3 separate regions of the Mus musculus genome follow, and all the other regions are linked to region 1. A link is a loop called in an ENCODE intact Hi-C map of the cell type or tissue named here. Cell type or tissue: heart. All regions are shown on one strand.

Region 1 (5,000 bases):
AAATTCAGAGATCTGCCCACCTTTGCATCCTGAGAGGCATCTAAGGCATACACCACCACACTGGGCCATAAAAAGTAAGTACTCCTACCTAACCAGCAGAGTCATTGTCTTAGCCCTGGGTATAGACTTGTAGACTTAATCATTTATCTGGTAACTGAGGAGTAAGGCCTTTCTTCCTTCCTTCCTTCCTTCCTTCCTTCCTTCCTTCCTTCCTTCCTTCCTTCCTTCCTTCCTTCCTTCCTTCCTTTCTTTCTTTCTCTCTTCATTATATGTAAGTACACTGTAGCTGCCTTCAGACAAACCAGAAGAGGTCACCCGATCTCAGTACAGATGGTTGTGAGCCACCATGTGGTTGCTGGGACTTGAACTCAGGACCTTGGGAAGAGCAGACAGCACTCTTAACCGCTGAGCCATCTCTCCAGCCCCAGAGTAAGGCTTTTCGATGATGAAGTTGAAGTTTTCGTATTTCAGGAATTCATCCGGTGATAACAGTCATAGTGACCCAAGCAGGACAGGAGACCAGAGGCAGGAACAGAAACAGTTCTGGGTGGGAAAATATTTGAAAATATTCCCTGATGTTTTGTTGGTTTGGATTTTCCTTGGGCTTTTATAGAAGACTAAAAAGAAGACAAACTTTGGCAAATAAAAGCTCATTCAGCAAGAGTGTGTGCTAGGCTCTGAGACTCTATAAAAAGACAAACTCAGTCCCCTGCTGAGGGTATGGTGCAGAGCAGCACATAAGCCACCCGGGGAGCCTTCACGTATACAGGTGTTCAGGACTCTCCCCTAGGGTTCTTATATTTGAGGTGACATCTGTACACAGGCATTTTTGTCTTTATGGCTTTATGTCTAAGGTTTTTTAAAAAGATTTATTATATTATTTATTATATGTAAGTACTTATATGTAAGTACATTGTAGCTGTCTTCAGACACCCCAAAAGAGGGCATCAGATCTCATGTGGTTGCTGGGATTTGAACTCAGGACCTTCAGAAGAGCAGTCAGTGCTCTTAACCTCTGAGCCATCTCTCCAGCCCTATGTCTAAGGTTTTAAATGTTTAAAAATACTTTATGAGTATGAGTGTTTCCTGCATGTACATGCATGCTTGGTGCCCACAGAAGTCAGAAGACAGCATCTATGGAGAGCTTTGTCTGTCCCTGTGGTTGCTGGGAATTGAACCCAGGTCCTTTGCAAGAGCAACACATGCTCTTAACCACTCAAGTTTGTCTTTATTGTTTTTCATTTTTGAAGACAGGGTCTTATATGTCCCAGGCTGGCTTGAAACTCACCTGGTGAGCACTTATCCACACCTGGCTTTATGCAGTGCTAGGTTGTATCCACACCTGGCTTTATGCAGTGCAAGGTTTGAACCAAGGACTTTGTATGTACTAGACAATCAGTCTTCCAACTGAGTTACACCCCTAGCCTTTTGTTTTAAAGTGTTTATGTGCTCTCAAGTACTGGTGTGTGGCTTCATAGCTGCCCATGTATGTACAAGCCTATGAAACCACAGGGTGATGTCTGTCTTACTCAATTGCTCTCCAGCTTATATAGTCAGATAGGGGCTCTCACCTGAACCCAGAGCCCACTACTTGGGGTAGTCTAACTAGCCAGCTTGTTCCAGGGCTTACCTGTTCTTCCCTCCTGCAGGTCGCTACACCCACTCAGCATTTACATGGTGGCTGAGCACCCAAAGTCTAGTCCCTTACTTGCATGGCAAGTGCCTTCCTTACCCACTGAACCATCTCCACCATTCATTTTCTTTTACCATTCCCTATAAATTCATTATTTTCTTACTATTCATATCTAGACTCCAGAGCGAATCAAATTATTCCTTTTTTCTTGTTGGTTTAGAGCTTTGAGGTAATGAATTAGAACCTCTAAGAATCTCCACTTTGTGCTGCCCTCTTCTTGTGGCAGGAAGGGTTCTGGGTATACCTGAGCTACACCTAAAGACTTTAAAAAAAAAAAAATTGTGTGTTCGTAGCTCTGGCTTACCTCCAACTCGGAGATCTGCCTGCCTCTGTCTCCCCAGTGCTGGGATTATAACATGAGCCATCAGGCCCAGCTTTTAAATGTGTGTGTAGGTGCCTGTGGAGGTCAGAAGAGGCATCAGATCCCCTGGAAGTGGAGTTACCATAAGTTGCGAGCTACTACGTGGGTACTGAGAATCAAACCTGAATCCTCTGGAAACTTGGCTGGTGCTTTGAACTGCTGAGCCATCGCTCCAGCTCCTTTTGCTCCGCTATTTTTAATGACAGATTCCTAGGTCTAGTATCTCCAAGTCTACTTGGTTTTGAGTCTCAGTGGTTGGCAGAGTTGGGAATTAGACGCAGTGAGTGGCAGATCTTGATGGAGGGCAAGCCCCTTTCACTTTTGACTGTCTTATTAACAGCGCCGACTAGTGGCAACTGCAGCTTAGCCCATTTTTACAGCGTGTACGTGTTGCCCAAAGGCACACAAACTTGTTTCTCCAGCTAGACAACAACTCTATCTTCTACAAGAAAAAGGGGGGTAAAAAACTTTTGGAAATTTCATGGACAAAACTGACAGAGGGCACAGTATCAGTTTTAACTTAAGAATTCACAACTTTCTCTCAAAAACCTGTCTCCTAATACTGATTATTTCCTACTAGGGACTTGTTTAGTCAGTGACAACAAACACTTGGAAACAGCTTTTCACGGTTAAGCCTTTAATCCGTGGATTCGCATTTTTTAATATTTTATATTACAGGTAATGTCAGGTGGATTCCCCCCTCTCTTCGAAACCAACAAGATTTTGAAATCCCCAAACATAATCATGTATGCAAAGAGTTTGGGTTAAAGAATCTTTTTTTGGGGGGGAGGGGCGGTTAAAGAATCTTACAAGTGGCTAAAGAGCAGGCAATTGGAGCAGGGAGAGAAAATACGGTTTTTGCTGGCTCTTCATCCTTATTTCGGTTCCAGTGGTTTGGAGCACAAACGTTCTCACTTAATAACTTCTAGCCTAGCTTGCTTGTAACACCTACCATTCTTGATTTTCTTGCCCTTTTCCGACAAATAGTTATTACTTAAAAAGTGGAGGGGAGTGATAAATATAACACGTATGCCCACGTCCAAGGGAAATTTTAAACATTTAACGTCCAGCTCTTGGGCCGCTAGTTGGCTCAGCGAGTAAAGGAACCGGCTAACACGACCTGACTTTGATCCTGGGAGCTACGCGGCCATGAGGAGTATCGGCTCCGGCATTTTGTCATTTGACTTTGACATGCTCCCGCGCACACAATAAATGGAAAAAAAAAAGTCCCAAACTCCAGTTCTTTTGCTATGTGATCATAGATGGACATTCACATCCTTTCCCTTTAAACTCAAGGTTATTTTTGGTCACCGAGGCCGCTTATAATTCAAGGGTATCTTTGCGTGTACATCTTTATCCACATGTCCCACCTTCGGAGGGTATGGTGCAGGCTGTCGCGAGGCCGCCATCGCCGCGTGGTGGGTGAATGATGGGCCTCACGGCGTCCGGGAACCCACCCTCCACGCGGCAGCTCGGCCGCCATTGAGCGCGTTCTCCAAGACCCGGCACCTAGCGACAACTGCGCAGGCGCCAAAGCCTAACGCGCGGAAGCGGAAATCAGCGTTGGGCGCGCGGACGACTCAGCGGCCTGTAACCATGCGCGGCTTGGAGAAGCAGGGCTCGTGTGCTACGGCGGCCCCATGTGGGTGCGTTCAGCCGGCCCTGGAGGCAGGTAACGTTATGGAAAAAGGTGGCGCCGCACCCTAAGCTAGGCGGCCCGCTTCCCTGGCCAGAAGAACGCGAGCCACCTGACGTACATTCTTGTCCTTGCCGCCAAAGTAAGGGTCACGTGTCTCGACGACCACGTGACATGCTAAGGCTAACGGGAGTGACGTATTAGGATCTTGGTACACGGGGTGTGGTCTGGGCTTAGTTTCAGTACAGTAGCTGCGTCGGCCACGTGTGTAGTGTGGTCTTTTTCCGTAGGGGGTTACAGGAAGGTGGGATGTGTGTGACTGATGCCCTCATTTGGTCCAAGTTTCTTCGCCTTTAATCTTTTCCCACCAGTACATGGATGAGGATTTAAAAACAAAACCCCCAAACAAACAAAAACTATACAGTAGTAATTGTAAATATTCTTGGAGAAAACGTCAAAGTTGTCAGAAGCGCACACAATATAGATGGAGAGAGAAAGGCAGTTTATATAGATAATTTACAGGGTGGTGTCAGCTTTTATAGAATTCAAAATGTATTGTTTAGGCTCGAAAGTACATATGATAAGATCTCTTTCTGAAAGGAAGTAAACGATGATAAAGATCAGATTGCAGCTCCTGGAAGCAGTCGACAGAGATGCAAGAAGTGGCACTGAGGTCTTTGGAGTGGCTGGCAGGTGTATTATGCTTTAACTTACATACATACTATATGTGTATGTATGTATATATATATATATATATATATATATATATATATATATATATATATTCTTTTCCCCCCTCTGTATAAGAGTATTTTTGTCTCCACACTCCTACCCTGGAGACAGGATTTTTCTGTGAAGCCCCGGCTGGCCTGTGCTCACTCTGTAGACCAGGCTGTCCTCTTGTTGGTTTAGAGCTTTGAGGTAATGAATTAGAACCTCTAAGAATCTCCACTTTGTGCTGCCCTCTTCTTGTGGCAGGAAGGGTTCTGGGTATACCTGAGCTACACCTAAAGACTTTAAAAAAAAAAAAATTGTGTGTTCGTAGCTCTGGCTTACCTCCAACTCAGGGATCTGCCTGCCTCTGTCTCCCAAGGATTTAAAATAGGTCTAATACATCACAACAGTAAAAAGAGTTTGTATAAGCAAAAAGCAAGGAAACATATTGTGAGAGTTAGTGCTAGATCTTACTGGTTGTGCTAATAAGATATAATAGGATAGATAGGTTTGATGCAAATTAAATAAAATGGAGATCTGGAGTGTCCCTATAAAGAACATAAAAAGAAATAATTATAAATTATAGTTTATACTGC
Region 2 (5,000 bases), 110 kb before region 1:
CCGCACCAAGACTGAGGAGGAGATACACTGTCCTCGGCACCATGCTTCAGCGAAGGGAAGCACACCAAGGACCTCAACCCTGAGGGGAAGAGAGGCATCTCTGCTAATCAAGAGGCTGCCCAGGACAGACGAGCTTCATCTCTTCCTACAAATCTCAAGTCTGAAACACTCGAAATTCTGGATCATTCCTAGCCCCAAGCCTTGTGGACTAGAGATACGCAGCCTGCAGTATGGTGATTCGCCAGTGCAAGAGCACAACTGAGAGAGGCCAAGAGCTACCAGCCCTGTTGCTGGCCTGCACAGAGCCCCGTCCTTACAGCTTCTGATACCTTGCCCATGAGATAAGTACAGAATATCCCAGTAATACGACCTGCTTCCATCCCAGGTTTGAAATGAGGGAAGGGAAATTCACACGGGGGAATCCATTTAGTGTCGTGTGGAGACGTTAGGGAAGAGATTCCTGCACTGGCCAGGGATGTGGCTCCATGGTGGTACTCATACAGGTGCCCGGGGCATTGGGTTCAGTCCCTAGCACTGTCCCAAAACGAAAGGGTAGAAGCAGGTTTCTAAGATGGGTCTCCAAAGCTGGGTGTGGTGGTGCACATCTTTAATCTCAGCACCCGAGAGGCAGAGACAGGCAGATCTCTAGGAGTTTGAGGCCAACCTGGGCTACACAGCAAGTTCCATGCCAGTCAGACTACATAGAGAGACCCTGTCTCAAAACAAAACAAAACAAAAACAAAAACCCAAAAACCCAAAAACAACAGAAACAGTGGAGTACCCATAAGCGCTATTACCGTGAGCAGCCACTAGGGGGCAGAAACACAAAGCTTGGGGTCTGGTTTTAGGAAAGACGCTTACCTTTCTTGGCTGTCTTTTCCAGGTAGGGAAAATTGTTAGTGTCCCCAGATCCAACTTTGAAAAAGGGAACATTCAGTTCGTGCAGAAACTCAACTGCCATCTACAAAAAATCAGAGGGAATACCTTTCACTATTGGTCAGAACTCTGTCCTTGTGGTATAGGACAGAGGAAGCTGGCGCAGACCAGAGAATGCATCATTCTATGTCTGCACACCCATCTGTCCAGGGAACACTCAGGGCTTGTTCCGGCCATCAGTTGCTACAAGAATCTGTGAAGGAAACACTACCTCTGGCCAGACTGTTCTTTCCCCCAAAGACTTGTAAACAAAAGCAAAAGGGCTGTGACCTACGCATGACCCAGAGCCAGGCAGAAAGAGTGACCAGCCCTCAAAGGTCAACAACCAGAAAGAAGACACTGACTCCTACCAGGAGAGGCAAATGGAGCAATCTGTGTCCTGGTTTGACCTGCTCATCAGCAGCTGGCCTGTTCAGACCTTGAACTGTGGGGCCTGCAAGAAAGCCAACCAGCCGCCATTCAGACTCAATGAACCCTATAATGTAGGATGCAACCAGAAGACTCAGGAGGCTGGGAGCTGTCAGCAAATGGTTCCAGGACAATCTTGGGGGGAGATGGACAAGTACTTCTCTGGCCTGTGTGAGGCCCTGGGTTTGATCCCTAGCACCACACACACACACACACACACACACACACACACACGCACACACACACCACCCAAAAGTAAAATCTCATATTCTGTTATCCTGTTAAATTGCAAGAACTAATAAGGGTGGATTCTCTTATGAGTTCAAAACCAGCCTGGTCTTACACAGCAAGTTTCGGGTCAGCAAGGATGACATAATAAGAACTTGTCTCAAAAAAGAAAACAAGAGCTAGAGAATGGCTCGGGGGTTAAGGACACTGGCTGCTCTTCCAGAGGACCCAGGTTTGATTCCCATCATGCACGTGGAGGCTCACAACCACCTGTAACTCCAGTTCTAGGAGACCCGATTCCTTCCCTCTTCTGGCCTTCCAGGGTATCAGGCATTCAAATGGTACACAGACATATTTGTAGGCAAAACATCCATACCCATAAATAAAAATAAATTATGTTTTTTAAAAAACTTGAAAAATGAAAAAAGACATTTTTAAACTAGCCCACGGCCACAGACCTCCATTCACCTTCCTGGCAGGTTTAGAACCTCTAGCAGACAAAGTGTGGGCTCAGGAGACAGACTAAGCAAGCGCAGGTAAGGACGCCTAGTGCAGAAAAAAAAATCTCAAAGATTTACCTACAGGGACTATGAAATATGAAATGGAATTCTATCATCTTCTAGTTATTATTTTTTTAAACTGCTAGGAGGAAGGAGTGCACCTCATTTTGCAATCCCCCTGGGGAACTATCGACATCTAGTGGCCATTTTGAGAACTGCCCCTTTGGTTCATCACCCTGGCAAGGAGCAAACCTGCCACCTTTAGGTTAGGACCAGCTGGCTTCCTCTAACCTGCCCTACTGCTGTGAGACCCCTCCCCTGGCACAAGCCATACAGCCCTATCACCTCCTCTTTTCAGTTTGCCTTAAAGTAATTCAATCAATTAATAGCTCCCCAGACGGTGACTGGGTTCAGTGACAGAACAGGACACTCCCAGTAGACTAGTGCTGAGGGAACTTTGACCAGCTCACTGCTCCTTAGGACATAAACCTCTCTGGTCTTAAAGCCAGGTCTATCAACCTGATTTGACTGAGGATTGCTTTTCTTCGCTTTCTGAGACAGGCTCTTATTCTATGTTGGCCTGAAACTTGCTATGTAGCCTACACTGGCCTCCAATTCTTGATTCTCCTGCCTCAGTCTCAGTCACAGGCATGTACCATTGTGCCAGGCTGACTGACTCAGAACTGTTTAAACTTTATTAAGAGGAGACAGTAGGCATGCCTTTGAACCAGCACTCCAAAGGCAGAGGCAGGTAGATGGAGTGTGAGGCCAGCCTGATCACAGGGAGTTCCAGAACACCCAGTGCTGCAGAGAGACCCTGCCTCAAAAATAAATACATAAATAAAATAAGAACAGGCAGTGTGCGCTCACAGAACCTTTCTTCTGTGTGTATACTGAGAGAAGCTGTAGTCCAAAAAGGAGTTACTGAAAGAGGAAGGTTAGGGCTTCTCTTTCTTCAAACAACACCACCATACGTAGGCCAGGCTAGCCTCAAATTGCCTTTCGAATAGCCCTGCTTTGAGTGCTGGGGTTACAGGCATGGTCAGCCACACTGGGAAACTGGGGCTTTTCTAAAGCCCTTTCGGCTGGGGAATCACACCGGAGAGGAAAGAGAAGCCCGTGGTGACGATAGGGTGTGGGTGCAGGGGTGAGTGACCACTGGGGAACTGCACCAAAAATTCCTGGAAAAAAAAAAAAGGTATGTCTGGGGACTCCAGAGATGGCTCAGCAGTTAAGAGCACTGACCGCTCTTCCAGAGGTTCTGAGTTCAAGTCCCAGCAACCACATGGTGGCTCACAATCATCTATAACGGGATCCAATGACCTCTTCTGGTGTGTCTGAAGACAGAGACAGTGTACTCACGTAAAATAAATAAATAAATCCTTTAAAGAAAAAAGGTATAGAGTCTGGCTGTGAACAAAAACGAGGAGGAGGAAGAGGAGGAAGAAGAGGAAGAAAACAACTTCTGGAAGACCTATCTGCAGTACTGTGGGGAGACTGGAATTTTGTAGGTTCAGGAACCAATGACCTTTATCTTGGCCTAGTTTTAGCCTTCCGGTACAGCCATGCCTTGCCCTCTTTGTATCTGAACAGCTCATGGCAATAAATAAAAACCTCTTAGACGCTGTTAACTTAGTGGGGCACACTAGCTTCTGCCAATCTATGAGCTAAATGCCGACAGACACCCTGGGCCTACAGAACAGCTCCCCCACCTCGCTGTACCTACTTCTCTGCTGTACTTTCCAAATGTATTTTAAAGGTACCTCGATTCATGGCTTCCTTTGTTCTGTAAAACGATAAAAACCTTGCGATACTGCTCCACACTGGAGCATGGAATCTGGGGTAACCTAAATCTGTGTTCCCAGGCTCTTGTCACTCAGAATAGCTCCAGAATAAACTACCTCCTGGTCCCTTTAAGATGAGAGCTGTAGTTTTTACACTGACAGAGCACAGAGCCCAAAAGGACAGGCCAGCCCTGTCAGAGGCAGCAGGCACCCAGGGGAGAGAAGGAAGAGCGCAGTGGCAGAGCGGAGTCACTGCTCAGGTGCCCAGCAGGGCTGCCAGGCTCACGGCTTCTGCCTGCGGCCTCAATACTAAGCTTTCTTTGGTTAAAATCCACCTCCTCTGCACACCCTCCTGACACGTGTCCTACGAACTTTTTCAGACTCCATAAACTCCTGCCACACCTTAACCTCTCCTGAGCACACAGAGCCGCCCGGAACATCCTGCACAGCAGAGGAAGACAGAACTCGTTAAAATGATGGCTGGCAGAAGGAAGTCAGGAAGGTGAGTGCGGGAACCACCTGCCACTGAAACGGAGGTGGTGGACACGGAAGGACAGACAGAACCCAACCAAGCCAGCTCTAAGGAGGCCTGGCAGGAAATGCTGGCTTGGCAAAGCAAAATCAACTTAAGTCTTTTGTAAAGGTACTCCTACCCGTCTCTGTCTCACTGCCCCAGGCTAGCCGGAAAACTAGCCTCAAACAAATGAAGAGGAGCCTCCGAGCGGGGTTTCCAGCACAGCAAAGCAGCATTGCTTCCAGCTTGCAGGCTGGGCTGCCCAGGCTAGACGCCACCTCCCAACTGCTGGGACTATTAGTCTTTTCACTCTTTTTTTTTAACTTTTTAAAACTGTATTTTATTTGTTTGTGTAGGCTAGAAGAATATGAATAGAGTAATGCTCTCTATTCAGTCATTTCCCTCAGCCAATTCCAATGTCCCAAAGTTTAATTAACAGAACAGGGAAGCTGCCCTGAACTGAACTCAACACTTTGGGAGGTCTTTTCACTTTTTCTGGTTCGCTTTTTACCCCCTCTCCTACCATGACGGAAGAGAAGCAGCTCCTTCAAGTTCTATGGATGAACCTCGGTGTCAGGAAAAGGGTGATGTAGCTGAAACCTGAGCTCTCGGCCTCCCCTCATCCTTCTG
Region 3 (5,000 bases), 61 kb before region 1:
TACAAAGAGCTGAGGGTTCTGTTTTTGAGGCAAGGACACACCGCAGGACCCGGCTGGCCTCATACTGACTGAGATCTGCCTGCCTCTGCCTCCTGAGTACTGAATCAGAGCACCAGCACGCTCAAGAAGAATGAGTTCATTTAAAAAGCACCATCTTGGTTGAAACTTCTCATTTGCCTATGACACTGCATGCAAAACACAAGACCCCCCCCAAATTTCCAGGTGTGATGGTACCAGTACTCAGGAGGCTAGGGCAGAGGGATAGCAAGTTAGAAGTCAGCATAGACTTCGTACTGCTTGAAAGACCCTGTCTCAAACAAATAAAAAACAAAAACCTGCAGCAATTTTCCCTTCAACTCCTCCAGTTTGGGGTTCAAAGTTTTTTCTAAATAAGCATCTACCAATGGCCTGGCTCCCTCTAAGTAGCTTGCCCTCCACATCCTCATACTCTTGGTGGCTATCTCAAAAGGACACTTACTCAAGGACCCTCTAATCTGCCAAGGTACAAAAAGGAGGTAGCGTGCCCTCCCAAGTCCGAGGACCAGGAGGGCAGGGGACACTCGTTTCCGCAGGTTTGTCGGGCCCTGCCATACTGTAAGCTGAAAACGCAATAAATCAGTGGTTCAAGAGAACAAGGGGGCCCAGTGCTTTCTCCATCAACCACTTGTTGCTTGTGGGCGCTTTAAAAGTGTAGTCCCTAATTCACGTCTAATTCCATGGCTCTGGCCAGACGTAGTCAAGAGGATTTAAGGTGAAAATGAGTACTCTACCTAAATTTAGTTACTTCCTACTCTATTGATTTTTGTGGCTGACTAGAGTGAAAAGCTCAAGGCATGAACTCATCGTTTCAAGTTCAAGGAAGAAGATGGTCTAACAACTCAATTTCCCAGCACGTGGTGGGCACAAAATGTCTGACGGAGGGATGGAAGGGACACGTGCCGGTGAAATGTTCAGGGCCCCGGGAACAGGGACACCACCCAATCAGTCCTCAGGGACCGCCCCACACTTCTGCGGGGCCGACCTCAAGGCCTGTGGCAGGCCTTTCCAAACACAAAGCCTCGGGCACGCCACCGCCACAAGTTCCCAACTTGTTAGCCATAGTCACCTGAGGGCGCCAGCCCAGGCCGCCTGTCCCGCTCGACCTCGTGGGCCCAGGGTCGAGCCCACGCGCGCCGCAGCGCACGAGAGCGGCGTCGGGCCCGCGGCCTGCGCACAGCCGGCCGCAGAGGCCGCCGCGTGGAGCACGTGCGGGGCCCAGGCCGCCCCAGCCCCGCGTCGGCCACCGTTGCCCTTTTAAGAAGGGGGAGGGCGCCCGCGAGGGGACGAGGCGGCGGTGGCCGAGCGCCGCGCTTCCAGTGCGCGCGGAGACGAGCCCCGCGGGGCGGGGGCAGCCCGGGGACCGACAGGCAGCGCGAGGGCGGCCGGCTCACCCGGCGGAGGAAGACGGCGCCCGCCAACATGGCGCTGTGGCGCGCCCCGGCTGGCGCGCGGAGCCGCCGGCCGCCCACACCGAGGGGCCGGCCTCCCTCTCGGGCAAGGCCCCGGGCGGCGGCGCGGGGGAGGGCGAAGCCACCGCGGCGGTGACGGTGCCGGGCCGGCTGGCCCGGGGAGCCCGCGTGGGCAAGGCCGAGGGCGAAGGCGAGCCGGGCAAAGGAGGGGCAAAGTTGGATTTTTTTAGGCTTGAAAAAATGGCGGGAAGCGCATCCTTTTTTCAAACTTGGCCTCGGGAGGGGCGGCGGTTGCGCCACCTCCGCCGCCAGGCCCGCCCCTCCCCCGTTCCGCGCCAGGCCGCGCCCGAGGGGGGCTCCGCGCCCCCCTCAGGGACCCGAACACCCTCCTCGGCGGCGAGGCCCTGTCGGCCGCGGGGCGCATGGAACCCGGCCCGGCCCCGCGGCGGGCCTGGCGGCGGCGCGGCGCCTCGGCAGGCCCGGCCTCCGCCCGGCCGCGCATCCCGGGAGGCTGCAAACATGGCTCCCAGCGTTACACAACCCCCGCGCCCGCCCTCGCCGCCGGCCACACGCGCGAGCGCTCCCTCCGGGAGAGGACCGGGCGGGCGAGCGGCTCAAAGTTTGCTTCTCCACCCGCCGTCCTCCCCGTGGCCGCGGGGGCCCGCGGGCGCCAAAGAGTTAAAGCCCGCGCGCTCGCTCCCCCCTCCGCGCCTTCCGCCCGCCTTCCCTGTCCCCGTCCGAGCTGCGAGCAGCGCCTTCCCCGCGCCGCGGCCGGAGCCCGGTGGCCCGCAGGTGGCCACCATTACTTGCAAGTCATCGGGGGGCGCGGGCGCCCGAGGGGTTCTGCTTACGGCTGCCGGGGTCCGGTTCCTCAGCTCCAGGTGGATCCTCCTCTTCATATCCATGTTCCCCTCGTCCCCCCTCTCCAAACTTAACTTTCCGCGGCGGGGGCGGAGGGGGGAGAGGCGACCCGGCCTGCGCGGCGAGGGCCGTCGGAGGGAGGCGGCTGGAGGAGGCGGCGGCGTGGTCCCCGGGCGGCGTGCGGGCGTGCGGGCGAGCGGAGCCCCCGGAGCCAAGTTACTCGCGGGAGCGGAGAGAAACCATGGAGGGAAAAGGGGGCTGGAGCGCGGCTCTGGCCTCACTACCGCCGCCCCCGGCCAAGGCCCCGCACTGCGCTTAAACCGGCGACGCGACGCGGCGGCTGCTCGGCTCCACTCGGCCCTGCGCGGCGCCGCTCGGCTCGGGAGCCCGGGCTGCAGCGCGGACTTGGGAGGCGCACGGAGGGCGGGGCGGGACCCGCCTTAAGCTCAGCCCGGACTGCGGCGCCGCCTCCCGGGTCGCGCGCGCCTCCTGGCCCTCGGGTCGCACGTGGGCTGGCTGATGTAAGACCTTCCGGTGCCGGGACCCCCGCCCCCACCCCCACCGGCACCCGCGCTCTCCTGGAGGTCGACGGGCAGGCTCAGCCTCGCGCCTTCTTCCGGGCTCTCCCGGACCCAATTTCGCCTGAGCCTTCGGGCGCCCTCAGAGGCTGTGGCTTTGGGGTTCACCCTGTTCCTCCCAGTTTTGAGGCCCATAGCCCGACCTCGCTGCCTTTAGGTCCAGTGATGTTAGAAGTGCCATCGAGGACCCTGGTGAGGCTGTGCTCGCTTCCCCGCCGTGTTGTACTAAAACATCAGCAGGGGCAGGCAGCTCCAGCCTCTTGCCCAAGCCACGCCGCATCTGAGCATCCCCAGTTCAGGAAACTTTCCCCTTGGCACGTGTTTGTTTTTAAAAATAAAAAATTTAATATACTTTAGAACTTTATCAGTACTTAAACTACAAACTAGCCAAGGAGACAGAAAACAACTATACATAAACACTGTTTTTAAACATGTGAGCCACTAGTGAAGGAAACCATTAGTAATTTTAATGACGCCTCAGTCCCCACCTTCTGACTTTTATCTCTTGGGGCACCCGTGGAAGATGTATACATTCTTGGTCACCATTAAGTTGAGTCCTGGGTTGGCAGCCTTTGTCAAAGTCTAATTTTAAGGGTCCCTGGATTTAAAGCACACGGCGTTGTGTTAAATGAGGAGCCTACCTCTGATATTAACCAGAGGCACTAAAGATTACTGTTTACTGGAGAAAAACATCATCTAGGTATTACCCTAAGATTTTAGTGCAAGAAGCCTCTTCCTATCATCCCATTTTGCCTTAGAGGCCCAAACTTTTAAATGATTATATATCAGATTCAGAAATAATAATTCAAGAGAAAAGAAGATGTGTAGGTTATGGGGGAAAGGTGAATAGTTATAGGTGTAGATTCACTCATAATTCCGTGGTAGTCTGGAAGGCTAAGACAGGAGAATGTGGGGAAAGGAAGGGAGTGCTGTGCTCCTTGTCACAAAAGATCTCCAACTATTACCTGATAGGCTTCACTGAGCTATGCAAAAAGCTTTTCAAAAAAAAAAAAAAAAAATCTACTGAAGCGCTTCCATAATCAATCACCGAGCATTGGCTTTTAAGAGCTTGCGCTGTTATGTCCCATTTAACTTTCAGGCAACCCCTATGAAGTTGGTGATATCTTAATTGAAAAAAAATGAGGAATTAAGGTTTAATCATCACCAGTAGCCCAACAAAGTTAAGCTTTATAGGTCTGGTTCAAATCTGCCATATTTTTGCTCCACCCTGGTCTAGAGTGAGTCACCGTTGGGGACTCTTACTTTGGTACACTGGATGGAAAACAGTTGAGGGCCCTATGAGAACAGGTAGCCCACAGGTGGTGTCATGTGCTGTTGGTGGCAGGTATGGTCTGCGAGAGAGGAGTAGTCTGGTAACTCCCAAGGATGGTGGGATTGATCCTAGCTAGTATGTTGAGACTGTTATCTTTCCCATGGTAAACAGTCTACAGGATGAATGTATGTTTAATAAGATTAAGCTACAGAGTAGTTAATAAGCACAGCCACAGCATGCAACAACAACAAAAAAGAAGGCCAGAGAGTCAGAGGAAGAGCGACTACAGACAGGGCACTGTGCCTTCCTGCACAGTCGGTGCTGGCATGCACCTCTGAACAAAGAGCATGTGTCCCAGTGACATGCTGCTTTGTCAGGGGCTTCACTGCCAGAGGCATAAATAACACAGGCAGCACAGGGTGTGTCTCATCGCCCTACCAACGTCTACAGGACTCTCAGTCCAAGGGCCTGAAGGGGCTGTTGTCACAGGGCCTGGTGTTAAATATTGCTGTGCTTAATGTCACTGTCACTAATGGATCTGTGTGAGGAAGAGGGACAGTATGCAGTCGTATCCAACCTGCAGTCGTCCATGAGTTCATGGTTTGAGCTATAGTTGGAAGGAAGTGCGGGACAGTGAGGACATTCTGGTCTGTCAGGGGCGGCTGTGCAAGTGGGTCTCCTTCCTGCCACTTCCTCCATGCTAATGCCCACGCACAGGACACAGTAAGGCTGACACTGTCAGGCTGGGCACTTCTTTATCTTAAAGCCACCTGTGCATCAGAATGTGTGTGAATTCCAGCAAACTCAAAAACGTTGGAGAGCAATACTGAGACTTGGTAA

What was found. Hi-C counts contacts between places; a loop is a spot of excess contacts. Peaks named below come from ENCODE experiments on the same cell type or tissue, not always from the same donor. Only the 100,000 strongest peaks of a DNase experiment are listed, where the experiment ranks them.
Region 2: a loop joins it to region 1, with 6 times the contacts of the local background. A loop is called at or near these places in 5 of 42 quality-filtered maps.
Region 3: a loop joins it to region 1, with 6 times the contacts of the local background. A loop is called at or near these places in 29 of 42 quality-filtered maps.

Annotation. Positions count from the first base shown.
Region 1 is chr4:46,388,044-46,393,043 of GRCm38, reverse strand. Trmo (tRNA methyltransferase O) reads left to right here and starts at 3,607. Exons shown (of 5, transcript NM_001347095.1): 1 at 3,607-3,726. The coding sequence starts at 3,651. In heart, CTCF peaks have their summits at 2,401 and 3,156; DNase peaks (open chromatin) are centred at 2,273, 3,613 and 3,853; H3K4me3 peaks cover 2,247 bases; H3K27ac peaks cover 2,263 bases.
Region 2 is chr4:46,495,004-46,500,003 of GRCm38, reverse strand. It overlaps Nans (N-acetylneuraminic acid synthase (sialic acid synthase)), which reads right to left. Exons shown (of 6, transcript NM_053179.3): 3 at 862-961. Gm22247 (a small nucleolar RNA gene) reads right to left here and starts at 4,849; the gene lies at 4,719-4,849. In heart, CTCF peaks have their summits at 808 (motif pointing right) and 2,269 (motif pointing left); a DNase peak (open chromatin) is centred at 2,303.
Region 3 is chr4:46,448,649-46,453,648 of GRCm38, reverse strand. Anp32b (acidic (leucine-rich) nuclear phosphoprotein 32 family, member B) reads right to left here and starts at 2,723. Exons shown (of 7, transcript NM_130889.3): 1 at 2,300-2,723. The coding sequence starts at 2,353. In heart, a CTCF peak has its summit at 2,610; DNase peaks (open chromatin) are centred at 998, 1,348, 1,678 and 2,578; H3K4me3 peaks cover 3,504 bases; H3K27ac peaks cover 4,593 bases.